Linked DNA regions of Homo sapiens: region 1 is linked to region 2. A link is an interaction called in ENCODE POLR2A ChIA-PET data of the cell type or tissue named here. Cell type or tissue: PC-9. All regions are shown on one strand. Each heading gives the region's core, and the rest is flanking DNA. Links, peaks and the distances in the headings are about the cores only. Region 1 overlaps SSH2 (slingshot protein phosphatase 2). Region 2 overlaps SSH2 (slingshot protein phosphatase 2).

The links. Peaks named below come from ENCODE experiments on the same cell type or tissue, not always from the same donor. Only the 100,000 strongest peaks of a DNase experiment are listed, where the experiment ranks them.
Region 1: POLR2A ChIA-PET joins it to region 2 with 5 read pairs; 7 of 35 experiments call an interaction of 5 or more read pairs at or near these places.

Annotation. Positions count from the first base shown.
Region 1 is chr17:29,786,062-29,803,289 of GRCh38, reverse strand. SSH2 (slingshot protein phosphatase 2) reads left to right here. Exons shown (of 16, transcript NM_001282129.2): 3 at 9,353-9,396. Among named protein-coding and RNA genes, the nearest start is that of SSH2, 140 kb to the left of the region's middle. In PC-9, for the core only: no CTCF peak of the experiment used is centred there; no DNase peak of the experiment used is centred there.
Region 2 is chr17:29,683,042-29,694,540 of GRCh38, reverse strand. SSH2 (slingshot protein phosphatase 2) reads left to right here. Exons shown (of 16, transcript NM_001282129.2): 6 at 9,857-9,978. Among named protein-coding and RNA genes, the nearest start is that of SSH2-AS1, 49 kb to the right of the region's middle. In PC-9, for the core only: no CTCF peak of the experiment used is centred there; a DNase peak (open chromatin) is centred at 2,240; H3K27ac peaks cover 1,562 bases.

The DNA of each region.
Region 1 (17,228 bases), core at 9,090-11,589, 100 kb before region 2:
AATAGCACTGAATGACCCTTAGCAATACCATGTAGAACTGAAGAATCACCCAGCCAAGTGCTGCTTGAATTTCTGACCCATAAAATCATAAAATATAATAAAGCAGTAATTTGTTATAAAGCAATAGATAACCCAAACAGCTGTTTTTTCTGTTTCTAGCAGTGGATCTAAGCCTTCTCTTTCAAGTGGCCAAGTGGCAGACCTGATGCCTTTATTCCTCCTCAAGCCTGTGTGTTTTATATCTGCTTTTTTCAAAAGCCAGAAGCATGGCATTATCTCTTCCAGTTTCGAAGCACATATGTCTCTTAGAAAGACTACTAGATTCCTTTTTCCTGTCTGATAGATACCTCCTACTATTCATTTATTTCCAAGGGCTGAGGTAACTGATGGATAATCTGATATCCAGTGAATTGACAATTCATAACCATCTTTTCTGATCATAGAACTGTTATCTTGGAATTTCCATCATTGCAGACTCATAACAGTAATATTACTTGATAGCCTTAACCCCCAATACCTGTACCTTTGCTTGAAAAATCCACAGCTGCTCACTCTTCCCCAAATTTATCAGACTCTCATTCTTCTACAGTTTTCAGCTCTTTTGCCTGTTCTTCTCCCTGAAATACTCTTACTTACTTTTTTTTTCTTTTCTTTTTTTTTTTTTTTTTTTTGTAGAAACAGTGTTTCGCTATGTGTCCTAGACTGGTCTCAAACTCCTGCCTCAAGGGATTCTCCTACCTTGGACTTCCAAAGTGCTGAGATTACAGGCATGAGCCACCATGCCTGGCCAATACTCTTATTTTCCATCTGACAAAAACCCACTAGTTCAAGCCCGGCCAAAAAATTAACTTTTGTGAAGGATTTCCCAACACCATAGTTAGTCACTTCTTCCTCTGTTGCTTCTATAACATTTTGTATGTCCTTTTGCTGTAGGCCTAAATGACATATCGTTATAATTTCTGTTTTATGGAACTGTCTCCCCCACTACAATACTAACTGTTTAAGAATAAGGACAGTTGTGCTTACTTTCATTCCCTGGTGCCTAGTATCTAAAACATAATAGGTAGTCAATGAATGTTGAATGAATGAATGAATGAGAATGAATGAATATATAATTGAGAGCAGATGGGCTGGGTGCAGTGGCTCACACCTGTAATCCCAGCACTTTGGGAGGTTGAAGTGGGAGGATTGCTTAAAGCTAGAAGTTCAAGACCAGCTTGGGCACATAGCGAGACCTCATCTTTCAAAAAAAATAATATGTTTTAAAAATTGAGATCAAGTAAATGATTCTGTCTGCTTAACCAAAAGGATAGTCTTTGGGTAAGGTATTAAGGTATTACTGCCAGATCTTAGCCACAGGCTACTCCTGAGCAACAAAAACCATTCTTTTAACCTGGTAAGGCTAAAATGTAACTGGCATAGAGTCCTTACTAGCAGAAAATGTATAGCTAGTTAGCTTCAAGCATTCACATGGCATTAGTTAGCTGCTCCAGTCACTCATTCGACCCTTTATTGAGTTCCATCTGCACATAGGGCATTGTGCTAAACACAGAGTGAGATGCAAAGGGCAATGAGGCATAGTTCCTGCCCTTAAGGAGATTACAATCTGATGATGGGAGATAAAACAAGTACCCAGTTGTAACCCAGAAACAGAACTGGTAGTGTCGCAAAAATGATGCACAGCAACCGTTAGGTTTGGAGGGAGACAGAGAGCATCAGTCAGGTGATAAAAGAAATGTCACAAACTACTAGTGTTTGAAACTAGCTTTGAAGACTGGAAAAGAATATAGGAGAGGGGAGAGGGGCTTTCTAGGTTGATACAACAGCATGAACAAAGGAAGTCAATAGGTACGTTTGGAGAATGATAAATGAGATGACTTGGATTGGAGCAAATAGAAAGTGTAAAGAATCTTGAATGATAAGATTTGGGAAAATATTGCTTAACACTCTGCTAGCCCAGTGTTCAAGGCTGACAGCATCTCCCTCCACCAAGCCTACTTCTCAGCAAATATTACTTCAGTGCTTCTATATTTTCCAGACATATTTTATTTAGTGACCTGTTTTTATGATCAGGTAGTAAACAGATTAATAAGAATGCATTAATCTTTCAATTAATACTTAATGGAGCCAGGCATGGTGGCTTATGCCTGTAATCCCAGCACTTTGGGAGGCTGAGATAGGTGGATCACTTGAGGTCAGGAGTTTGAGACCAGCCTGGCCAACATGGCAAAACCCCATCTCTACTAAAAATACAAAAATTACAGGGGGTGGTGGCAGACACCTGTAATCCCAGCTACTCGGGAGGCTGAGGTATGAGAATCGCTTGAACCCAGGAGGCAGAGGGTGCAGTGAGCCGAGATCGCACCACTGCACTCCAGCCTGGGTAACAGAGTGAGACTCTGTCTCAAAAAAAAAGAAAAAAAAAAAGAAAAAAAGACTTAATGGTTCCTGAACACCCTAAAATTAAATGTAATACCTTACTGTTTCTAGGTCAATTTTTTCTTAAGAACATAAGAAGTAATTATACTCTTTAAAAGCTATTTAACAATAGGGCTCTTGGAAATTTGATCATAAAAAAGCCAACAAATATTTAGTCATTTAATTATTAAATTAATTAAATGTTTAATTAATTAAACATTTAGTAATTTATTTAATTATTTAATTATTTAATTTAGATATTCTCGTTATGTATCAGAAATTATTCTGTTCACTAAGAAACTAAGAGCTGTCTCTACACTTTTCTCCTGGTAATTTCCAATGTTTTGAAGAGATTGACTGGCATTTTTCAGTAACAATGTGTGAAGTTACTTGACAAGAAAGGCTGTTATATCTGGTTTCTGCACTTGTTAGAATAGAATGGTAAGCATTCCACCTTCAGCTACCATTTGAATGCTATTGTTCAAGATAACTGCATTACCCGATAGTTACTCTTATTAAATAAGAAATGTTGTGTCTTTGCTTTTTTGGCGGTGAATTCTGCTGAAATTAACATAATTGAACATTTTTTTCATTCCTTTTAAATCCATTTTACCCTAAGACCTACAATGCTTTGATATGCTTAGTTTTTTTTTCCCTCAAGTTTTTTTTTCGAAGTAAACAGAAGGGAAAGCAAATTATTCATTTGGCTGGCTATTGAAACATAAAGAAAGAAAAAATTATTTGGGGATCTTGTGTTAAAAACACTGTTCTGATTTGCTTTTTGGGGGAGCCAAAGGAATTTTCTACGCTTTTGGCACTACTTTGAAGTGTAGAAGTCATAGAGGAAAGATGCAAAGGATATTACTTTATTAAAAGCCATGAAAAAAGATATTCCTTCTTCTTCAGCTCCCTCTGAATTGCCATCTTGGGTTATAAGTATCAAAGTAAGATTTTTAGTTTAGATGCAGCTGATTATAGCAGAAAGATAGACCCACGTTCAAATCCTGACTCCACCATTTATGACCTTGAATAAGTCCCATAGGGTGTGGTACCCATTCAGTGAAACAACATATAAAGTACCTAGCCCATCGTAGTACTCAATAAATGTAGTTCACCCCTGTAGACATAACTGGTTTTGGCTGCTTGTGCCCTATAAGAAAGCATCAGGGGTGTTTTTGCTTTTTACTTATCCACATATTCTCATCACAATTCTCATAGGTAGAAAAATCCACCAAAAAACTGAAAATAATTTGAATTATCCTTCTTTTGGTGTGCTTATTTTAGAAATAAGGGCAAGGCTATGAAACTAGTAGTAGCCCATAAACCTATGAAAGGATGCCCAACCTCATTAGTTAATCTCAAGACAAAGCAAATTAAGACCATAATGAGATAAAACATTAGACTGGCAAAAATAGAAAACATCTGATGATCCTGTGTTGGCTAGAATTTAGATCAACTAAAACTCTTACTCTTTCTGGTGAGAGTATAAATCAGTACAACCACTTTGGAAAATAATTTGGTACTATCTTGTAAAGTTGAACCTTTATTTACTCTATGACCCTGCAGTTTCACTCATAGGTATATATACTGTTGATATATTTTGCATGTACACCAAAAGACACGTACAAGAATGCTGATAGCAGCATTGTGTATGTCACCAAAAAAATAGAAACAATCTAGTCTATGTAAATAGAATGGATAAACTATGATATATTCGAATTTTACCCCATCAAAAATGAGTGAACTATAGCTATATGTAATAAGTAGATGAATCTTTTCAGGATAATATTTAGTTTTTAAAAAGCATATTGGGAAAACTACACACAGTATAACACAGTTTTTAAGCCCTCAAACAATCAAAAATGAGTAATACATTGTTTAAGAATGTAGGCATATGTAATTTTTTAAAAAACAAGGGAATAAATAATGCAAAGAGGTAGACCCAATAGGCAAGTTAAAACAAAATTCTAAAAAATATTCAAATAATACCAAAGAAGGCAGAAAAGGTAGAACAGAGGAATACAAATACAGGCGACAAACGGAAAATAAATAGTAACATGGTGGACACAAATCTAACAATATCAAAAATTATATTAAATGTTAACGTACTAAACACCACAGTTAATGGCAAAGATTGTCATAATGGATAAAGTAAGGTTCAAATGCTGTCTGTGGGCAAAAAGCAACAACCAGTTTGTACCTCAATTTCTTCATTCCTAAAATGGGATAATTATAATGCTGTCTCACATTTGTAGAACAGTGTTAGTGTAGAATAAACACTCAATGAGGTTATGTAATATGCATAACGATAATAATCATAATGGTTATGATGTTCTTTCTGTAAAAATTCAAATATGCCAAAAATATGGCCTATTGATATCTTTAAAGAGACATTCTTTAAAATATAAAAGATTGAGCTGGGCACGGTGGCTCACACCTGTAATCCCAGCACTTTGGGAGGCTGAGGTGGGCAGATCACGAGGTCAGGAGTTCGAGACCACCCTGGCCAATATGGTGAAATCCCACCTTTACTAAAACTACAAAAATTAGCCGGGCACGGTGGTACACGCCTGTAATCTCAGCTGCTTGGGAGGCTGAGGCAGGAGAATCGCTTGAACCCAGTGAGCCGAGATCCCACCACTGCACTCCAGCCTGGGCAACAGAACAAGACTTTCTCAAAAAAGAAAGAAAGAAAAAATGATAGAATATGTTCATGACTAGAGGGTAGGCAAAGGTTTTTAAGAACCTGAAAACAATAACCATAGGGGAAAAGAATTGCCAATTAGAGTTAAGTTATAACTCTCACGCATTGTTGATGAGGGTATAAAGCGGTGTAAATGCTTTGGGAGAAGACCTGGCAATTTTATATGAAACTATACATGCCTCTGTCTTGTGACCCAAAAGAAATAAAAACTTATGTCAATCCCCCCCAAAAAAAAACTTCACAAAAGAATATTCATATAATAGCTTTATTTATTTATTTAATTTTAGAGTCTCACTCTGTCTCTCAGGTTGGAATGCAGTGGCGTGATCATAGCTCACTGCAACTTCAAACTTCTGGACTCAACCGATCCTCCCACCTCAGCCTCCAGAGTAGGACTACAGGTGCCATGTCTGGCTAACTATTTTATTTTTTTGGTAGAGACTGTGTCTTGCTATTTTGCCCAGGCTGGTCTCAAACTCCTGACTTCAAGTGATCCTCCTGCGTCAGCCTCCCAAAGTGCTGGGATGACAGACATGAACCACCATGTCTGGCTAATAACTTTGTTCGTGATAGGCAAAAACTCAAATATCCCAAATGTATCCATCAATAAGAGAATAAATAAATGAACTCGTATATTCATGTGATGGAATCCTCAGCGATAAAAAGGAATGAACTGCTATTTTATGCAACAACGTGGGATGAATCTCGAAAACATTATGCTGAATATTTTTCAAAAATCTTCCCATAAAGTAGTACATAGTATATAATCCCATTTAATGAACAATGGAATCATATCCTGTGTACTAATTTTTTATGGCAAAAATCTGTGGTGGAAAACCAGAACAGGGTTGCCTCAGGAGTGGGTGGTGCCACATTTTGACTGGGAATGGCTGTGAGAAAAATTTCTGAGGTGATGGAAATGTTCCATTTCTTGATAGCAGTTTGAATTACGTAGACACATACATTTGTCAAAACTCATTAAATGGCGCACTTAAGATTTGTATATTTCATTGTATATAAATTTTACCTTAAAAAAAAAAAACTGGCCAGGTGTGGTGGCTCATGCCTGTAATCCCAGCACTCTGGGAGGTCAAGGCAGGAAGATCACTTGAGACCAGAAGTTTGAGACCAACCTGAACAACATAGTGAGACCCCGTATCTACAAAAACTTAAAAATAAAGAACAAAATTAGCCAGGCCTGGCAGTGTGCATCTGTAGTCCTAGCTACTCAGGAGGGAGAGGCAGGAGAATTGCTTGAACCCAGGAGTTTGAGGCTGCAGTGAGCTGTGATAATGCTACTGCACATACTACAGCCTAAGTGACAGAGCAAGATCTTATCTCTAAACAAAAAAAAAAAAAGAAAGGAAAAAACTATAAAGAAATACTGAATTCTAATTAATTATTATGCATTTAAAGGCAGATGTACTGATATCAGTAACTTAAATCGAAATGCATCCAAAAAATAAGATGGATAGATGGACAGATAGATGAATAAACATATGATTTTTAAAAAGTATAGAAAATATTGGCTAGGCATGGTGGCTCACGCCTATAATCCTAGACCATGGGAGGCCGAGGTGGGCGGATCACCTGAGGTCAGGAGTTCGAGACCAGCCTGGCCAACATGGAGAAAGCCCGTCTCTACTAAAAATACAAAAATTAGCCAGGCCATGGTGGCACATGCCTGTAATCCTAGCTACTCAGGAAGCTGAGGCAGGAGAACCACTTGAACCCACGAGGTGGAGGTTGTAGTGAGCTGAGATTGCGCCACTGCACTCCAGCCTGGGCAACAGAGCGAGACTCCGTCTCAAAAAAAAGTATAGAAAATATTAATGATACAATCTAGATGGTAGATATACAAGTTCGCTATAAGATCTTTCAATTTTATGTTTGAAATTTTTTAAATAATAAAATGAGGTGGAAACAAAAAAAGTATAAACTGGGATAGTAGTCACATAATAGAAAGAGGAATGGGAAATAAGAGGCAAACAGAAGCAACAGTGTTGGTACTATTATAGCTCTTAGGTGGAATGGTGTTCATAGGTATTAATTTTGTTATTGTACCTCATAACTTATATGTTAAACATATTCTTATATAATATTTAATGCAATTAAAAAATAATGTGGCCGGGCACGGTGGCTCACGCCTATAATCCCAGCACTCTGGGAGGCCGATGGGGGTGGATCACCTGAGTTCAGGAGTTTGAGACCAGCCTGGCCAGTATGGCCAAACCCCATCTCTACTAAAAAATACAAAAATTAGCCAGGCATGGTGGCGGGCACCTGTAGTCCCAGCTACTTGGGAGGCTGAGACTGGAGAATTGCTTTATCCTGGGAGGTGGAGGTTGCAGTGAGTCGAGATCGCATCACTGCACTCCAGCCTGGGTGACAAGAGTGAGACAACGTCTAAAAAAAAGATAAGGAAAAAAATGTGAGAAGACTGCATTATAATTTGAGATCTATTAATAATAACAGTACTGAAGCACTCTTTGTTAAATGATATTCCAGGAAATCATTTCTATTTATTACAGTTCTTTGGGCACAAAAATCTAACATTTACATTTGTTTATCTGAGTCTTTTATTTTCATTCTTGCAAACTTTCCAGGTTCTGATTATTGATTCTAGAGACAGCTCTTTCCCATTTTAAACCTTTTTTCAGTCTCTAAAGGGCATACCTTTCTAACCTAAAACCTCTCTCTTATATGCAAAGAGTGTAATACACTATGACACTTTCTACCTGTACTCCTTCTGGAAGCAGAATCTTTGTTTTGTTCTTCCTTTGTGGAAAATAAAAAAAGAGAGACAGAGAGAAAGACATGTTTGAAATGAATAATGAAATGTTGTAGGATATTTTTGTAGTAGTTATTGTTTTTTCTCTAATTCTTTTTCAGTCTTATCAGATTAGCTTATCCTTGTTTTTCAACGTGCTTCCTTGGTCTCTCAAGAAACCAGATTGCAGCTGGGCATGGTATTTTGTGCCTGTAATTCCAGCTACATGGGAATGAAAGTTACAGAGCTAGGCTTGGTTGCCCAGGAAAGGAGGCAGAATGATGTAAAGGTAGATGAGGATGGCTTCATAAATGAAAATGCAGGTGACTTGTTGGGCAGACAGTACACATATTCTCTGAGATTATTTTTCTCCTTCTACCTAATAGTTCTGTGTTTGCCAGATAGGGCAAAAGTGATGAGAGAACAAATACAAATTGTCAGGGAGCAAATTTAAAGAAAAAGCCTCTTCATCTTTCCTCACTTTTCCTTCATGTCAATATTCTTGCCTCTGTGAAGATCAGTATAATATCATAACATATACTAATTTTTAACCCAGGGCAAGGAGAGGTAAATGATAAGCTTTTTCAGCTAGCTGGGAGTCAATATTTCTTCGTTTTAATTCTTTACCACATGAGTCTCCTTGGACAGCTTATTTCCCTTTTGCTTCTTCATCTGTAAAATATTCATTGAGTCTAAATTGACATAAGTTATAAGACTTTCTATTATTTTATGTGCCACACTAAGAAGAAATAAATATTGTAATTGAACTATGATTCAGTGCTTTTTGTTGTCATCATTGTTTGGCATCCCTGGGTGGGTCATTAACCATCAGTGCTTTTATATGACATTGATTTATCCTATGTTACTGTGTGTATTTGAATAAATTAAAAATAATTGGTACCATCAACCTTCTGGGTTTATAAAGAATAAGTACAGTAATGTACTTAAATTGAGGAACACAGTGCCTAGCACATTGTAAGTACTCAACAAGTGGTAGCCATTATGTTGATGTTGATGGTGATTTGATCATGAGCACTCTCTTTTAAGTGGTGTTCATTGTTTAGGTTGTTCTTTGGGGGTCAGAATCATTAATAGGTTATATTGATGAGATTTATTGGTGGTAGTCAGAATGCCCACTCGTTTTGAAGCTGAAGTAGCATAACAGTAAAATAACATGTTTAGTTGGTTTTTGGAGGTAATTGTTTTAATGAATAGCACTTCATTGTCAATGAAATTTGTTCATGGACTACTGTTGAAGTTACCTCCAGGAGTAAGTTCTATTGACATCAACTTCCTGGGTTGGTTGAAGTCACTTTTTTTGAAGAGAATTTAGTTCAAGTATACAACATGAGTAATTTAGTTCAAGTACACAACATGTGAAACTTAGTAAAATTATATTAGTGATATTATGATATGAAACCTCAGGTTTTAATTTTTTTTTTCATTTTCTGTCTATACAGGAGGCAGACAGTGGGGAGGAAGAATGCCGGTCACAGCCCAGGAGGTATGTTTGTTCATTATATCCTACGGCATTTTTGTTGTAGGATATTTTTGTAGTAGTTATTGTTTTTTCTCTAATTCTTTTTCAGTCTTATCAGATTAGCTTATCCTTGTTTTTCAACGTGCTTCCTTGGTCTCTCAAGAAACCAGATTGCACCTGGGCATGGTATTTTGTGCCTGTAATTCCAGCTACTTGGGATTGCTTAAGGCCAGGAGTTTGAGACAACGTATCAGGACCTTCCTCCGTTTTTTAAAAAAAAAAAGAGTAAGAGCGAATGCTTTAGGAATCCAGTTACTGACTCAGAAAGATTTTTCAATGGTACATTGGTTTAAAAAGAGGCAGAAAGGTCAATTTTGGCTCAGTTTTCACCCAAGCATCCAAGGAATTATCTTGGGGGTAATAAAAAAGCAAAATTTCCTTACCTTTCAGGAAAATATCAACTGAAGAACATTTCAGCCTTCAGTTTTGTACTTAATTTGTCATTCATATTTGATAAATTTTGGCAATTCTTGCAGATTGGTAAATATTTCACTTTGTTTCTATACAAAGGGTATACTGAGTAAGTATACTGAGTAACCTACCTAATCTTTTAAAATGCAATGAAATATTTTTACCCTCTTCTCATGGAATAGTGGGCATGTTGTTAGAAGGGTGCCAGTACCCAGTAACATTAAAAGAAAACAATTGTGAGAGAAATCTAGGAAGTATAAAATAACATTTATTTTATCTCCTTTAAGGGTTTTTAAAAGTAACTCCCTCCCACAAGAAACAGGCCTGGTAAGTTCTAGATGGTCATTTCAATGTTACCAAACTTGTATCCTCTGAACTCAAATGAGCCATTCTAGATGATACAGAGAAAGGATCAATAAGCATGCTCATTGTGAAGAAGCTGGCTAAAGGGAATGCTGCTTTAATAATTATCAGGCCGGGCGCGGTGGCTCACGCCTGTAATCCCAGCACTTTGGGAAGCCGAGGCAGGCGGATCACGAGGTCAGGAGATCAAGACCATCCTGGCTAACACGGTGAAACCCTGTCTCCACTAAATACAAAAAATAAGCTGGGCATGGTGGCGGGTGCCTGTAGTCCCAGCTACTCAGGAGGCTGAGGCAGGAGAATGGCGTGAACACGGGAGGCGGAGCTTGCAGTGAGCCGAGATCGCGCCACTGCACTCCAGCTTGGGCTACAGAGCGAGACTCCGTCTCAAAAACAAGAACAAACAAAAAATAATAAAAATTATTATTATTATTATCAGGTGTTTGTTGATATATACCTCCTTCTTGTAAACTACAACTTAATATAAAAATAGTTCCTTTTCATCAGTAACTGAGATTATCGGTAGTTTTTTTCCTGATTTGTTAACACATAAATTGTGGGCTTAAGGCTTAATTTCTCGTGTCTCTTAGCAAAGAGAAGTGTCCTTCTTTTGCATAGGGCTAAGGAGGTAGAAACCAAAAATAAATTTTAGCTGAATGTGTACCAGAGGCATCGTAATCATATTCCCATTAGAATGAAAAAATAATTCTTATATTTTCTAGAAGGTCAGATTTAAAGCTCTCTGAGTCAATTTCAAGCTTTATATATTGACTCAATATCCACTGGAATAATGTTGTTCCAAAAAATTACCTAATGATGAGGCAATGGAAGTCATTCTCTTATTCACAGTACTGAATTGTCAAGCCATTAAGAACTATAAAGGCCAGGCGCGGTGGCTCACACCTGTAATCCCAGCACTTTGGTAGGCCAAGAGTCTGAGAACAGCCTGGCCAACCTGGTAAAACCCCATCTTTAATAAAAATACAAAAAAAAATTAGCCAGGCATGGTGGTGCATGCCTGTAATCCCAGCTACTCAGGAGGCTGAGGCAGAAAAATCACTTGAACCCAGGAGGTGGAGGTTGCAGTGAGCAGAGACCACACAACTGCACTCCAGTCTGGGCAACAAAGTGAGACTCTGTCTTACTAAAAAAAAAAAAAAAAAAAAGAGGAAGAAGAAGAATCATAAAGACCTGTTTTTAAGTTTTTGGCAATACTTTGTCACTTTGACCAGCAGAGGGTTTTTGCAGGCTTCTTCTATTCACAAGAGGATTACTTATAAAAATAAGAAATGAAAAAAACCTAGTAGCAACTATTAAAAAATCAAAATTTGCTAATCTGTTATAATGTCTTACATTTAGTGTGTTTGCCAAGCTATTTCTAAATCTAAAGGCTTTAGTCCGACTCGAAGCAAAGAAACTTATCTTACCTGCCAGTTGAATGCCCCTTGTAGCTATACGGTATGTAAGAGATTGATTTTTGTATGTTTGACTGCTACAGATTGTTCAGAGTTCTCCATCACTCACCACAGAATAAACCAGCATTGAATCATTTCATTAAGCATGCCTGAACTCATCTTGTCAGTTTGTGGGTTCAAATGTAGCTTGTAGTAGGAAATTAAATAGTAAACAGCATATCATTAAAACTAAAGGCCAGTTCCAGGTAACAAAGAAGACATTGCATTAATAATCTGTTATTTTTGCCAGGGGCAGTGGCTCATGCCTGTAATCCCAGCATTTTGGGAGGCTGAGGCAGACGGATCACATGAGGTCAGGAGTTCAAGAGCAACCTGGCCAACATGGTGAAACCCCATCTCTGCTAAAAATACAAAAAATTAGCCGGGTGTGGTGGTGCATGCCTGTAGTCCAGCTACTCAGGTGTCTGAGGCAGGAGAATTGGTTGAATCCTGGAGGTGGAGGTTGCAGTGAGCCGAGATCAAGCCACTGCACGCCAGCCTGGGCAGCAGAGCAAGACTCCGTCTCAAAAATTAATAATAATAATAATAATAAATCTTAACCAAATGCCATTTATTGACAAAGTCATAAAAATAATCTTTCAGACCAGGTGCAGTGGCTCACACCTGTAATCCCAGCACTTTGGGAGGCCATGTGGGTGGATCACCTGAGGTCAGGAGTTTGAGACCAGCCTGGCCAACATGGCGAAATCCTGTCTCTACTAAAAATACAAAAATTAGCTGGGTGTGGTGGCATGAGCCTGTAATCCCAGCTACTCAGGAGGCTGAGGCAGGAGAATCACTGGAACTCGGGAGGCAGAGGTTGCAGTGAGCTGAGATTGCGCCACTGCAATCCAGCCTGGGCAATAGAGCAAGACTCTGTCTCAAAAAAAAAAAAAAAAATCTTTCAGTACAATTAGACCAAACTATGATGGCTTTGTTCACAGATAACAACCATAACTACAAAAATAGATAAATTAGACTACATCAAAATTTCAAACTTCTGTGCATCAAAAGACACTATCAACAGAGTGAAAAGGCAACCCATGGAACAGAAGAAAATATTTGCAAATCATAAGGGGTTAAATCCAGAATGTGGATATAAAGAACTACAGCTCAATAAAAACAAAACCCTAGTCAGTCCACTATAACAAAATACCTAGACTGGGTGGCTGAAACAACAGACATTTATTTCTCACAGTCCTGGAGGCTGGGAAATCTAAGATCAAGGTGCCAGAATGTTCATGTGAGGGTGTTCTTCCGGGCTTGCAGACAGCCACCTTCTCTCAGTGTTCTTACTTGGTGGGGAGAAAGAAAGAGAGAGCACGTTCTGGTCTCTTCCTATTCTTTTAAGGACACGTCATGGGGGGCTCACCATCATGACCTCATCTAACCCTAACTACCTCCCAAAGGCCTCGCCTCACTTTCGAGGGTAGGGCTTCAACATATGAATTAGCAGGGGGCACAAGCATTAAGTCCATAATATTTTGCCCGGGAACCCACAAAATTCATGTTCTCATACACAAAATATATTCATTCCATCTCAACATCTTTAAAAGACAAAACATTCCAGCATCAGTTCTGAAGCCTAAAGTCCAAAGTTTTATATCATCTAAATCAGATACAAGTAAGACCAGGAATGATTCATTCTGAGCCAACATTCCTCTCCAGCTGTGAACCTGTGAAACCAGGTAAATTAAGCACTTCCAAAATACCATGGTGAGGTAAGCATAGGATAGATTTCCTATCTCAAAAGGTAGAAATCAGAAGGAAAGTAGGACTGATAGGTCCCAAATAAGTTTAAAACTTAGCAAGGCAAATCCCCTTAGGTCTTAAGACTTGAAAATAATCCTTCTTGGTTTGATGCTCTGCTCTCCAGATGCACTTGAGTGGCAGCGTCACCCTCATTGCTTCATGTGGTGGCCCTGCCCCTTCAGCTCAGTGGAGTGCCATCCACAGGGCTCTCTGCAAGAGCCCTGCCCACACAACTCTGCTTGCCAGTGGTCCTAGCCTTTGAAACTGAAGTGAAGACAGCCTGCTCCCTGATCGCCACCCATGGTGGGTGTGATGAGAGTAGAAGCCCTGATGATCATCACTGAATTGCCTTTGGGGGGATCCTTCTTCCCCTTTCTTGAAGGATAATGCGTAGTCACAGTCTTCCTTTATTCCATTTCATTTTCTCTGTTTCCCTTAGTCCTAGCTGGCAGTATTTCTGTTTGCATAATCCCTTCTCTATCCTGGCTTCTATTGAGATGGCTGATTAGGCCTGTGGTTCACACCAACACTACCCTCCTTATATGGTCAGTCAGCCACACTGTTGGTGTTCCCTTCCAAACATGCTTTCTCATTTTTTGCAATATGCACAGGCAGAGAATGTTCCAAGTAAGTTCTGGTTCCCTTTTGCTTAACTATTCCTTCTGCAATTCATTTCTCTCTTTTTGCATTTTATTATAGCAGCCAGAAGGAGCCAAACCACTCCTTCACCACTTTGCTTAGAAACCACTGTAGTTGAATGTCCAATTCCACTGTTGCAAGTTCTACCTTCCACAAAATACTAGAACACAAACACAATCCAGCCCAAGTTCTTTGCCACTTTATAACAAGGATTGCCTTTTCTCCATTGTCCACTAACATGTTTCTTGTTTCCATCTGAGCCTTCGTCAGAAAGGGCTTTTCCATCCATATTTCTACAAATATTCTGTTCGTGGTTCTTTATGTATTCTCTAAGAAGATGGAAGCATTTTCTCCAGATCTCCTCTATCCTTTCTGAGCACTCACCAGAATTGCCTTTAGCAATCCCTTCATGGCAATCTTGGCTTTTTCTAGCATGCACTTCAAAACTCTTCTACCCATTACCTGGTTTCAAAGCCTCAGCACCCCATTTCTCAGGACCAATATCTGTATTAGTCAGGGTTCTTTAGAGAAATAGAACCAAAAAGGGTATCTCATAGAGATAGATAGATATATATAGAGAGAGGGAGAGAGGGAGGGAGGAAGGGAGGAAGGGAGGAAGGGAGGGAGAGAGTGAGGGAAAGAAAGAAAAAAGAGAGAGAAAGAAAGAAAGAAAAGAAAGAAATTGATTCTAAGTAAATGGTTTACATTATTGAGGCTGAGAAGTCCCAAGATCTGTAGGCTGGAAACCCAGGAGAACTAATGGTATAGTTCCAGTCCAAGTCCAAAGGCTTAAAGAACTAGGAGAGCCAATGGTGGCTCAGTCCACCATTTGCTGAGTCCAAGTCTGAGTCCGAAAATAGAAGACCAATGTCCTTGCTCAAAGGCAGAAGGAGGAACTTCTCCCTTATTCAGCCTTTTGTTCTATTCAGGCCTTCAATAGATTGAGTGAGGACTACCCACACTGGAGAGGACAGTCTGCTTTACCCAGTCTACTGATTCAAAGGTTAATATTATCCAGAAACACCCTCACAGATAAGCCGAGAATAATATTTAACCAAATACTGGACATCCTGTGACCCAGTCAGGTTGATGGTTGACACATAAAATTAACCATCATACAACCCAATTAAAAAATAAGCAAAGAACTTGAATAGACATTTCTCCAAAGAAGATAAACAAATAAGCAATAAGCATATGAAAAGATGCTCAAGGCCGAATGCAGTGACTCATGCCTGTAATTCCAGCACTTGGGAGGCTGAGAAGGAAGGATTGCTTGAGCCCAGGAGTTTGAGACCAGCCTGGGAAACATGGCAAGACCCCATCTCTACAAAAGATAAAAAAATTTAGCCAGGTGTGGTGTCACACACCTGTCCCAGCTACTCAGAATGTTGAGGTGGGAAGACTGCTTGAGTCCAGGAATTAAAGGCTGTGGTGAGCTAAGAAGGTTCCACTGCACTCCAGCCTGGGTAACAGTACAAGACCCTGTCTCTTAAAAAAAAAAAAAAAATCAAAATCACTAATCATTAAGGAAATGCAAATTGAAACCACGGTGAGATACTACCTCATACCCATTAGGATGGCCACTATCAACATAAAGCGTTGGTGAGGATATGGAGAAATTGGAAGCCTTGTGCACTATTGGTGGGAATGTAAAATGGCATAGCTGCAATGGAAAATAGTATGGTGATTCTTCAAAAAATTAAAAATAGAATATGATCATATGATCCAGCAATTCCACTTCTGGACTCCTGGGTAGATACCTAAAAGAATTGAAAGCAGGGTCTTAAGAGATTCATACACCCGTGTTCATAGCAACATTATTCACAATAGCCAAGAGATGGAAGCAACCCAAGTGTTCATCAACGATGAATGGATAAACAAAATGAGGTATTATATGTACAGTGGAATATTGTTCAGCCTTTAAAAAGGAAATAAGTTCTGACATGCCACAACGTGGGTAAAAATGAGGACATTAAGCTAAGTGAAATAAGCCAATCACAAAAAGTCAAATACTGTATGATTCCACTTACATGAGATACCTAGAATAATCAAATTCATGCGGACAGAATAATGGTGACTGGGGGATGGATGGAGTGGGAAGTTATTGCCTAGTGGGTACGGAGCTTCAGTTTTGGAAGATGAAAAAAGTTCTAGAAATGGATAGTGGTGGTGGTTGCACAACATTGTGAACGTACTTAATGCCAGTGAACTGTACACTTAAAAGTAGTTAAGATGGAAATTTTTATGTTTATTTTACCACAATTAAGAAACAATGTATTTATGCCATACTAGCCCCTTTTTGTGATTGATTGATTGAGACAGGGTCTTGCTCTGCCACACAGGCGGGAGTGCAGCGATACAGTAATGGGCTCAGTCCCACTTGAGCCTCCCAAGTAGCTGAGACCACCGGCATGCACCACTATGCCCAGCTAATATTTTCTGTTATTTTTGTAGAGACAGGGTCTCCCTATGTTGCCTAGGCTGGTCTCAAACTGCTGGGCTCAAGTGATCCTCCTGCCTCAGCCTCCCAAAGTGCTGGGATTACAAGTGTGAGCCACCATGGCTGGCCACCTTTTTGTGATATTTGAACTCCAGCAATATTTTTTTTTTCTCAGAAGACAGGCATAAAAAGATAACATAATTACAGAAAATCAGGTTTTATATCATTGACTATTGTTGCAGTACTTTTCCTTAGTTCAGCTAAAGACAGAGTTATTGTCCCATGGCAACAAAAATTTAGGCTCACAGATGATTGAAGGGTGAGAATAATGGGATTTATGGGGCAAAAAGGAAAACAAAGGGGGAACAGGGACTTTCTGCAAGGCTAGAATTCCTGCTGGTTCCTTCCTGCCTTGCAGTTTGAATCCCAGGTTTCACAAAGGAAGAGGAGGGGCCAGGCTCCTCCCCATGCAAATTGTGCGAACTTCCCGAAGCTCCACCTCAGTATGCAGGCTGGCTGGAGTTTTGCCAGGGAACCTTTCCAACCTGTTTGTCTCACTATTTGGTCAAAAGATAAATGGATGAAATTTGATGCCAGTATTTCCTTTGCATATTTATGAACTCAACTTTTTCTTGTGTGATGACCCACTTTGCTGACCGGGGAATAGCCAGGAAAATAACTATAGAAGTAAACAGGGCCGGGCGCGGCGGCTCACGCCTGTAATCCCAGCACTTTGG
Region 2 (11,499 bases), core at 877-3,376:
CACACTACCATGCTCAGCTAATTTTTGTATTTTTAGTAGAGATGGGGTTTCACCGTATTGGACAGGCTGGTCTCGAACTCCTGACCTCGTGATCCACCCACCTTGGCCTCCCAAAGTGCTGGGATTACAGGCGTGAGCCACAGTGCCCAGCCCCTATTGTCTTCTTAAGTCAAGTGTCACCATTTGTCATCATTCCTGCACTGTTGTAGTAATACCTCCAATAAAACTAGGAAAACAAAACTGAGATGACCATATTTCTTTGTGGAAATTGGAAAGTATTTCTACCCATTCAATATTCACGTGGCTTACTTTCCTTATTTACATTTCCCATCTGAGCCTCTCAGGGGTGTCCAATCATTTGGCTTCCCTGGACCACACTGGAAAAAGAAGAATTGTCTTGGGCCACATATAAAATACACTAACGATAGCTGATGAGCTTAAAAAAAAAATCACAATATCTCATAATGTTTTCAGAAAGTTTATGAATTTATGCTGGGCCACATTGAAAGCCATCTTGGGCCACGGGTTGCACAAGCTTGCTGCCTGCTCTAGATTACTAACTAAAGGTAGTACCTCTCCCTTTTCAATAAGCACTTGTGAAACATTACAGGTTTTTGAGCCAAAGAATGCCGTGGGACAGCTATAGTAGTTAGGGAAGATTCCTCAGAAGCTAATACAGAATAGAGAGGAGGAAAAGATCATTTTAAATCAGGGAGGCCTGCTAGGGTAGTTATTGCAGTAATCTAGGTATGTGGTAATGAGTCCTTTGATTAGAATATATAAAAATTTAAAGGAATCTTTTCATAGTTATTTTATATCTTAATTTTAATTTTTTAAATGTTTTATATCCTAACCAAAAGTAACATTATACATTTATATAAATCTTGTCTGTATTTCTTGATATATTTCTTTCTTAAATAATTATCTAAGGCCAGGCACAGTGGCTCATGCCTGTAATCCCAACACTTTGGGAGGCCGAGGTGGGCAGATCATTTGAGGTCAGGAGTTCAAGACCAGCCTGGCCAACATGGTAAAACCCTGTCTCTACTAAAAATACAAAAATTAGCCAGGTGTGTTGGCACACACCTGTAGTCCCAGCTACTCAGGAGGCTGAGGCAGGAGAATCACTTGAACCCAAGAGGCGGTGGTTGCAGTGAGCCGAGATTGTGCCATTACACTCCAACCTGGATGACAGAAGAAGATTCTGTCTCAAAAAATAATAATAATGTTATTATTATTATTTAAAAGGGAACGGGGGGGATGCTATTCTTACAGTATTAATAATCTGGAGTGATTGGGGTGTGGTGGCTCATGTCTGTAATCCTAGCACTTTGGGAGGCCAAGGCAGGAGGATCGCTTGAGCCCAGGAGTTCAAGACCAGCCTAGGCAACATGGCAAAACCCTGTCTCTACAAAAAGTAAAAAATTGGCTGGGCATAGTGGCATGCCAGCTACTCGGGAGGCTGCAGTGGGAGTATTGCTTGAGCCTGGCAGGTCAAGGCTGCAGTGAGCCATGATCACGCCACTGCCCTCAACCTGGGCAACAGTGCAAGACCCTCTAATAATAATCATCATCATCATCTGAAGCAATGATTCTCCAACTTTAAAGTATATCAGAATCACATGGAGAGCTTTGTTAAATCACCAATTGGTGGACTCCACATGCAGAGTTCGATTAGTAAAGGGGAAGCAGAGATAATTTGTATTTTTAAGCCAGTTTCGAAACACTGCTGATGCTGCTGATCCAGGAATCACACTTGGAGTACACCTCTTTGAAAACCCATAACAACAGTCACTTGCACATACTGGATGCCCAATAAATATTTGCTGATAGCTTTCAACATTTGTGTGTTTTGGTAAAGCTAAAGCTTTAAAGAGATCTAACATCACTTTATCGTTTTCTCATTGATAACCTTCTGGAATTTGGTTTGAACCTCTAAATATTAAAATAATTTTAACTACATAGAGACTTGGAAGAACATGAAGGAAGCAGTTACAAAGGCAGAGCTGGCAATTCTTTTCTTACTAAAATATGCATCTTCAGCTGCTTTACATTTATAAAATATAAATTCAGAAAATGTAACTGATGCCTCTGAATTCAAAGTTCAAATGACAAGCCGTTTTACAGTTGTTTTGAGTTGTTACAAACACATAGTCATTATGTTTCAGCTTATTGAGTGAGTCATCTTCAAGAAAATGAGTCAATGCATTGTATGACTTTGGACAAATTAGCACTTCTGTAACTGAAAGGAGCATTTGTAGACTCAAAGCAAAGGCTTTTGTTTTGAGTTAAATTTGTAATGCTGAAACTCTGAAGATTTGTGCAGAAGGTTAAAAGTTTGATAGTCAACTGAAAGTCTTGTTTTTTTTTTTTTATTTTTTATTTATTTATTTATTTTTTTGAGACAGAGTCTTGCTCTGTCGCCCAGTCTGGAGTGCAGTGGCTCGATCTTGGCCCATTGCAACCTCTGCCTCCCGAGTTCAAGTGATTCTCCTGTCTCAGCCCCCCGACTAGCTGGGATTACAGGCCCATGCCACCATACCCGGCTAATTTTTTGTATTTGTAGTAGAGACAGGCTTTCACCATGTTGGCCAGGCTGGTCTTGAACTCCTGACCTCAAGTGATCTGCCCATCTCGGCCTCCCAAAGTGCTGGGATTACAGGCATGAGCCACCGCGCCCGGCTGAAAGTCTTGACTTCATTTTTTAAATAACCCAACCAAACCACACATTTTGCTTTAGCATTGAAAATAAGCCGGGCACAGTGGCTCACGCCTATAATCCCAGCACTTTGGGAGGCCGAGGCGGGTGGATCACGAGTTCAGGAGATCGAGACCATCCTGGCTAACACGGCGAAACCCCGTCTCTACTAAAAATACAAAAAATTAGCCGGGCGTGGTGGCAGGTGCCTGTAGTCCCAGCTACTCAGGAGGCTGAGGCAGGAGAATGGTGTGAACCCGGGAGGCAGAGCTTTCAGTGAGCCGAGATCGTGCCACTGCACTCCAGCCTGGGCAACAGAGCGAGACTCTGTCTCAAAAAAAAAAAAAGAGAGAAAATAGGACAAAGCCAATCTTTTCCTCCAGGGAAGCTCTGTGTTCCAAATACAGGCATCAAGCATTAACTGTAGTACTTAGAAAAACTGTAGCTAGTAAAATAAAGAAAGTGGTTTTATAGTACTCTTGCACGTTACCAAAGATCAACCATTTAATTAAAACATTAATCTGAGAAATTAAGAATTTTCAGGACATTTGAAGTAATTTCAATTGATGTTCTTAACTAAAGCTGAAGTGTTGATAAGGTACAAAGAGGTCTTTTTTGAGTATTTTGCAGGAGAATTCAAGAAAATGAGAAGTTTTATGATTTTGGTTTTCATCATATGTTGCTTTCTAAAATGGAAATTGGTTCATTTTTTCTAGCTATAAATGTATTATGTGGGGTTTTTTTTTCTCCCAAACAATGCAAAAAGGTATAAATAAAATAAAAATCACTCTGTATTCTACATTCTGAGAAAATCGTTCTCAGCAATTTGGATAAGTATCCTTCCACTCTTTTTTTAAATATGTATATATGAGAGAGAGAGTGTGTGTGTCTATGTGTGTGTGTGTGTCTGTGTGTGTGTGTGTGTAAAGAGTGAGAGGAAGAGCATTGTTTTGTTTCTACGAAAATGTGATAAAAATAGAAATACCTTTTTGTAACCTACTTTCTTCATAGTTTATCATGGATATCTTTCCATGTCAATAAATAAATCATGGTTTTTAATGGCTACACAGAATATAATTCATATTTAAGAATTTCATACAGACTGATTTAAAAAAAAATTCAGAGACTTCCTGAAGCTCTAATCTTTTTCTTTTGAAGACAGTGTTCTTTAGTTTACTAGTGTCACAAGTGAAGCCTGTTTTAATTTTGGCTATTGATTTTGCTTCATTCTTTTGACTAGCATTTAATATTTACCTACTTTTGGAACCTTTCTCTCTGATGGATTGGGTGAACTGCCTGTCTTAGACATTGGGCCTTTATAATGTAGTTTACTGGGGGTAATTAATTTCTTTTCACCAAGAGTCTTACATCATGCACACAGGGGCATGCATGTAAGACTCTTGGTGTAAAGAAATTAAGTCTTTTTTTTTTTTTTTTTGAGACAGAGTTTCACTCTTTTGCCCAGGCTGGAGTACAATGGCGCAATCTTGGCTCACCACAACCTCCGCCTCCCAGGTTCAAGCGATTCTCCTGCCTCAGCCTCCTGAGTAGCTGGGATTACCGGCATGCGCCACCACGCCTGGCTAATTTTTTGTATTTTTAGGAGAGACCGGGTTTCTCCATATTGGTCTGGCTGGTCTTGAACTCCCGACCTCAGGTGATCTGCCCGCCTTGGCTTCCCAAAGTGCTGGGATTATAGGCGTGAGCCACTGCACCCAGTGGTGAAAAGAAATTAAAGGCAAAGTTACAGTTTAAGCTTAAGGAGGAGTATTTCCTGATGTTAGATGATGCTGAGGAGAGAAGCTCTTTTTTTTTTTTTTTTTTTTTTTTGAGATGGATCTCGCTTTGTCACCCAGGCTGGAATGCAGTGGTGTGTTCTCGGCTTATTGCAGCCTCTGCCTCCTGGGTTCAACTGATTCTCACGACTCAGCCTCCTGAGTAGCTGGGATTACAGGTACATGCCATGATGCCCTGCTAATTTTTGTATTTTTAGTAATACTCCCACTGCAGCCTCCCGAGTAGCTGGCATGCCACTATGCCCAGTTTGTAAACTGCTTGTAATTAGGTTAAACATTTAAATTGGATGCCGAGGGAATAGCATTATTCTTTAATAGATGAGCTTTGAAAACAGATTGGGTTCTTCAGGAATAAAGAGGCAGGGGATGACTTCTCAGACCTACTTCAGTCCTAAGATTGCTGGATCCAATTCACCTGTAACTTGTAATAGGATTCCACATTTAGGCAGTAAATGTAGTTTCTTGGAAATATAATCTTAGTTACTATTGCTGCCAAGTTTTAAAGTCCAGAATAATTGTTTTGTTTAGACAATTAAAATGGACTTCAGTAGTGTCCTTTTCAAGGAGAACTTTAGTTGATAAATCAAATGCATCTCAATTATTGTCTTATTCCAGTCATTGATTTCAATATAGGTTCTGGAGACTGAAGAAACATTGGAAATGCTGTCCTTTTCAAAATTAGGATATTATGTACAAAATTGCCATTTTAAATTTATTTGATTGTGTTAATAAATTATTAGATTTTGCTTAATCTTATCTCCAACAGAGGAATACGAAATAAACCTTAAACCAGGATGGGCGTTAGACTTTTCCTTATGGCTGCGGCACATAGATTTTTAATTCCTTAACCTAGAATCTTGAAGCTTAAAAGGAACTTTTTTTTTTTTTTGAGAGTCTCACTTGCCCTGTCGCCCAGGCTGGAGTGGAGTGGCGTGATCTCAACCTACTGCAACCTCCTCCTCCTGGGTTCCAGCAATTCTCCTGCCTCAGCCTCCTGAGTAGCTGGGATTATAGACACATGCCACCACACCCAGCTAATTTTTTTTGTATTTTTAGTAGAGAGAGGATTTTGCCCTGTTGGCCAGCTGATCTCGAACTCCTGACCTCAAGCGATCCACCTGCCTCAGCCTCCCAAAGTTTTGGGATTACAGACGTGAGCCACTGCGCCCGGCCTAAAAGGAACTTTAATTAAAGTCTTGGGTTTATCCCCTCACATTTCAGAATTTTTTCTTCAAAGATTTTTATCTCATCCTTCTAATTAGGATATAGGTGTTGAATCAATACTGTAGGTACTGTCTAGAGGCCTGTGATCAAATTCCAGGAACTCTTAAGTGCTATTCTTCCATTTAAGAAGCTTAAAATTGACCAGTCTGGACAACATGGTGAAACCCCATCTCTACCAAAGATACAAAAAATTAGCCAAGCATGGTGGCGGGCACTTGTGGTCCCAGCTCTTTGGGAGGCTGAGGTGGGAAGATTGCTGGACCCCGGGAGGCAGAGGTTGCAGATCACACCACTGCATTCCAGCCTGGGTAACAGAGTGAAACACAAAAACAAAAAAGAAGCTTAAAATTGAATGGATCTGAGATATGCATGTTATTCAAGCCTAAGTCAGTATTAAATGTCTGGGGCCCTTCTCATTAGGTTTGGGAACTTCTGTTACAGTTTGAGTAAGCAAGGGAGAGCCAAACATTTGAAATGCTTTTGATATTATAAAATAAACTTTAAAGAGACATCTGGCCGGGCGTAGTGGCTCGCACCTGTAATCCCAGCACTTTGGGAGGCCGAGGCGGGTGGATCACAAGGTCAAGAGATCGAGAGCATCCTGGCCAACATGGTGAAACCCCATCTCTACTAAAAACACAAAAATGAGCCAGGCGCAGTGGCAGGTGCCCGTAATCCCGTTTACTTGGGAGGCTGAGGCAGGAGAACCGCTTGAACCCGGGGGGCGGGGGTTGCAGTGAGCCAAGATCACACCACTGCACTCCAGCCTGGGCGATAGAGTGAGACTCCATCTCGAAAAATAAAAAAAAAAAAACACTAATGTTTGCAATGAATATCACTTACAAAGAAACTCTTGCAGCCCACTTCTAACTTGGCTGGTAACTTGCATTATAGATAATACTTATGAAAGTTATATTTTTCCTTTTATCAGCTTTGACTTAGCCAATCAGTTGCCACTGGTTGGTGTAGGAGCTGTAAATAAATTGTCAGAAACAAAGTTCATTTGTTCCCAGGCCATTTGTATTTGAGCCTTGCCAGAAATTCTTGGAGCGTTGACAGAGAATAAAAGAGCCTCTAACACATTCAGGAAACTTGGGCCAAGGGAGGCCCAAATATAAATATGTAATAATATGCGAGATCTTGTTTATAAGAAAATCCAGTTTACCTGCACCAGGATTTGTGATTAATTAACATGTTGTAGAGTGTTTCTACAATCAGAGAAGGAGTCAGTACTGCCTCCCGGTCTGCCACATGTACATTTACTATTTATTCATTTTTCTGTGTGTATAATATCCCACCCTTGATCCCAGCCTTCTAGATCTTAGTCCATTTAAATGTTAGTTCCGCTTAGCTTCTCATAAGTGAATTTGGTTTTAAATGCTCAATTACTTCATGGAACATGAAGTCAAAAGTACAGCTCTCTATCTTATGCATTTGGCATCAGAATGGTAAGCATTACATTCTTGTTATATCCGTTCTTATTAGAAACAAGATTTAATGTAGCCACTTCTGCTGTTTGTGCTTCCCTAGCTTTTCCTAGGAGTATCAGAATAGAGACAAAAAGATAGCCATGGGAGTCTCACCTCTGCCTTGCTAAATGGGTCATTTGAGCCGTGTAACTATGCCTCTTTTTCCCTTGGCCTGGCCATTTTGGAATGGTGACAGAGTTAACAGGAGGGAGACTCCAAGAACAGCAGCACTGAAAAAAAAGTTCCAAATAGAAATTTCTGACAAATATAATGAGCCAGTTGATGGATTAGAATTCTGTTTCTCTAAGGAATAGGGGTTATTTTATACAGAAGAATTTGCCTCCAGAGCACATTTTTCTGGCTTCAAAGATCTGTCATTTTGCCAGGTGGGTGGCTCACGCCTGTAATCCCACCACTTTGGGAGGCTGAGGTGGGTGGATCACCTGAGGCAGGAGTTCGAGACCAGCCTGGCCATCTGGCCAACATGGTGAAACCCTGTCTCTATAAAAATACAAAAATTAGCCAGGCATGGTGGCATGTGCCTGTAATCCCAGTTACTTGGGAGGCTGAGGCAGGAGAATCGCTTGAACCCAAGAAGCGGAGGTTGCAGTGAGCCGAGATCACGCCATTGCACTCCAGCCTGGGTGACAGAGGGAGACTCTGTCTCAAAAAAACAAAAAGAAAAGGCTGGGTGCAGTGGCCCGTGCATGTAATCCTAGCACTTTGGGAGGCCAAGACAGGTGGATTGCCTGAGTTCAGAGTTCGAGACCAGCCTGGGCAACATGGTGAAACCCCATCTGTACTAAAATACAAAAAAAAAAAAAATTAGCCGGGCGTGGCAGCATGTGCCTGTAGTCCCAGCTACCCAGGAGGCTGAGGCAGGAAAATTGCTTGAACCTGGGAGGTGGAGGTTGCAGTGAGCCGAGATCACACCACTGCACTCCAGCCTGAGAGGCAGAGCAAGACTCCGTCTCTTAAAAAAAAAAAAACTGTCATTTTAAAACTATTATTAACAAATGAAAGAAGAGTAGCCTAGACTATATAACTCGATGAGGGCATAGATCATGTCTCTCTCTTCTACCACTGAATCCTCAGCACTTGGCATTGTTATTGTATATATAATATATGTGTAATAAATATTTGAATGTGTTGCCTGTAGTTGTTTTATTTTTAAGGCTTATAAGATACCTTTTTGAACTTATCAAGGCTGGGCGCGGTGGCTCACGCCTGTAAACCCCAGCATCTTGTGAGGCCGAGGTGGGCAGACCACCTGAGCTTGGGAGTTTGAGACCAGCCTGACCAACATGGAGAAACCCCGTCTCTAATAAAAATACAAAACTAGCTGGATGTGGTGGCGCATGCCTATAATCCCAGCTGCTCGGGAGGCTGAGGCAGGAGAATCGCTTGAACTCGGGAGGCAGAGGTTGCGGTGAGCCGAGATCACACCATTGCACTCCAGCCTGAGCAACAAGAGCGAAACTCTGTCTCAAAAAAAAAAAAAGAAAAAGAAAAGAAAGAAAGAAAGTACATCCTCACAAACTCATTACTGAGCTTTTTTTTTTTTTGAACCAGAGTCTCACTCTGTCACCCAGGCTGGAGGGCAGTGGGGTGATCTCAGCTCACTGCAACCTCCGCCTCCTGGGTTCCAGTGATCCTCCTGCCTCAGCCTCCTAAGTAGCTGGGATTACAGGCGTGCGCCACCACGCCCAGCTAATTTTTTTTGTATTTTTGGTAGAAACAGTGTTTCACCATGTTGGCCAGGCTGGTCTTGAACTCCTGACCTCTGGTGATCTGCCTACCTTGGCCTCCCAAAGTGCTGGGATTACAGGCATGAGCCACCGTGCCTGGCCATTACTCAGCTTTAATAACCATCAACCTTTTGTCTGATTTCTTTCATCTGTCCCCACTCCCTGTTAAATTTTTTTGTTGGAACATTTTAAAGTAAAACTCAGAAACCATGTCATTTCACTCCAGGTACTTAAGAAAAAGTCACAGTAACCACAATGCTGTTATTACATTAACAGTAAATCCTTAATTTCATCTAAGACCCTGTCCATATTCAGATTTTCTGAGGGTCCTTTTAAAATTTAATTAAGAATAAATTAAAACTTTTGACAAAAAATGAGAAGTTTCTAAAAATGCAATCTCCTTTCATTATCATCGAAACTGAAGAAAATCTTATAGTGCATTAACATGCAGGAATTCAGTATAGCAAAGTCAGTACTCCCCTTAGATGATGCTAATAGTTTGCTCCATATTATAATTGTTTGTGGGAATTGCATCTCTGAGACCAATGCTCACATTCATATACCTCACATTTCCCTCTTCAGTCTTTATTACACACTGTGGTAATTAGTATAAATTGCACTAATAACAAACATCTTATTGAGCATTTACTGTGTGCCAAGCACTGTGCTTTACTGTATTATTTTATAAGATTCTTAAAACAACCTGACAGTTAGGTATTATTATATCTCCCTCCAATTAATTTAGTAACTTACCAAAGTTTTTATAGCTAGTGTACGAGCTGAGATTTTAATTTATGTCTCCTAACTACTGGCTCTGCTGCCTTCGTGAGTATGCTTTAAGATGCTGATGAAAAAGGGTTGAAATGATCTGAAATTAATGTCCTAAATTTCATAATTTCTCTGTTGTCTGCTAAATTCCAGGCTGTAAGACTGGAAAGTACTTACCAGAATCGAACACGCTATATGGTAGTGGTTTCAACTAATGGTAGACAAGACACTGAAGAAAGCATCGTCCTAGGAATGGATTTCTCCTCTAATGACAGGTATGGTGGTACCATTTCAAAATGTGAAAACTGCTTTTTAAGTAACCTGTTCCAGTTGCTTTTTTTTTTTTTTTTTTTTAATGGGGACGGAGTGTCATCACTCTGTTGCCCAGACTAGAGTGCAGTGGCTCAATCTCGGCTCACTGCAACCTCCGCCTCCCGGGTTCAAGCGATTCTCCTGCCTCAGCCTCCTGAGTAGCTGGAATTACAGGTGTACACCACTATGCCAAACTAATTTTTGTATTTTTAGTAGAGATGGGGTTTTGCCATATTGGCCAGTTTCAAACTCCTGACCTCAAGTGATCCACCCACCTCAGCCTCCCAAAGTACTGAGATTACAGGCGTGAGCCACCGTGCCTGGCCCCAGTTGCCTTTTATCACAAAAATATCTTGTGCAGTTCTGCTGTTAAAGTACAAGACATAAAACTAAAGAACATAAGTATCTTAGCCACAGTCTTGAGAAACAAGAATGTTTAGTGAATGTCTTTGGTCGTGTGTTTCCAATTTACCATTATTCCATACCTTCATCTCATCTTTAGATAGTCACAATATAAAGCAAGTGGTTTCAAAGTTACATTTCCATGGAAAAAAAGCTGCCTTTTTATTTCTCTTTTTGAGACAGCGTCTCGCTCTGCTGCCCAGGCTGAAGTGCCGTGATGCAGTCACAGCTCACTACGGCCTCAAATTCCTCCTGGGCTCTAGGAATCCTTCCACCTCAGCCTCCTAAGTAGCTAGAAGTACAGGCATGCACCACCATACCCAGCTATTTGGTCTTTTTTTTTTTTTTTTCCTTATTTTTCTGGAGAGAAGATTTCCTTATGTTGGCCAGGCTGGTCTTGAATTCTTGGGCTTAAGCAATCCTCCCACTTCGGCTTCCCAAAGTGCTGGGATTACAGGCATGAGCCTTGCACCTGGCCTACTCTATTGTAGTCAGTAATGATTCACTTTGGTGATTCTAGGGCACCTACCCTTTGTGGTAGTATACCAGTAGTCCCAGATACAAAGAGATCCCACTTAAACTACAGTCTGTTTTGTTTAAACCTTGCTTTTACCAAATGCTATGCCTCCTTTTTCCTTCTATTGAGTTAAAAAGGATGGTGGGCGGGGCGGGGATGGGGTGGTACGGGATGGCTCCTTAAACTCAAAGCAGAACTTTTTATGTACCTTTGGCTTTAGCTGTACTTTACATTCTATGATGAAAGATGACACACAACACCTGGCCTTTTCGTGTGTCCTTAAGGTTTGTTGCTTTCCTTTTTTATTTTTCCCACTTTTTCTGGAGAAACCTTCGGAAGACTTTGGAATGTGGCTGCTAAGCAGATCTTTACGCTGTGGATAATTAGCCTCAGGAAATCCTGCCAGATGTCTCAAAGCATTGACTTCCTGGTTCAGGATTAGAATGGAACTATGGGGTAGCTAGGGGTGTGACCCAGGCCTAGGGAAATTTAGCCACAAAGAGAGGAGGAGCCTGGGAATGATTCTAATTTTCCTGATGTTGAGGGGAAAAAATCACTTTGTCAC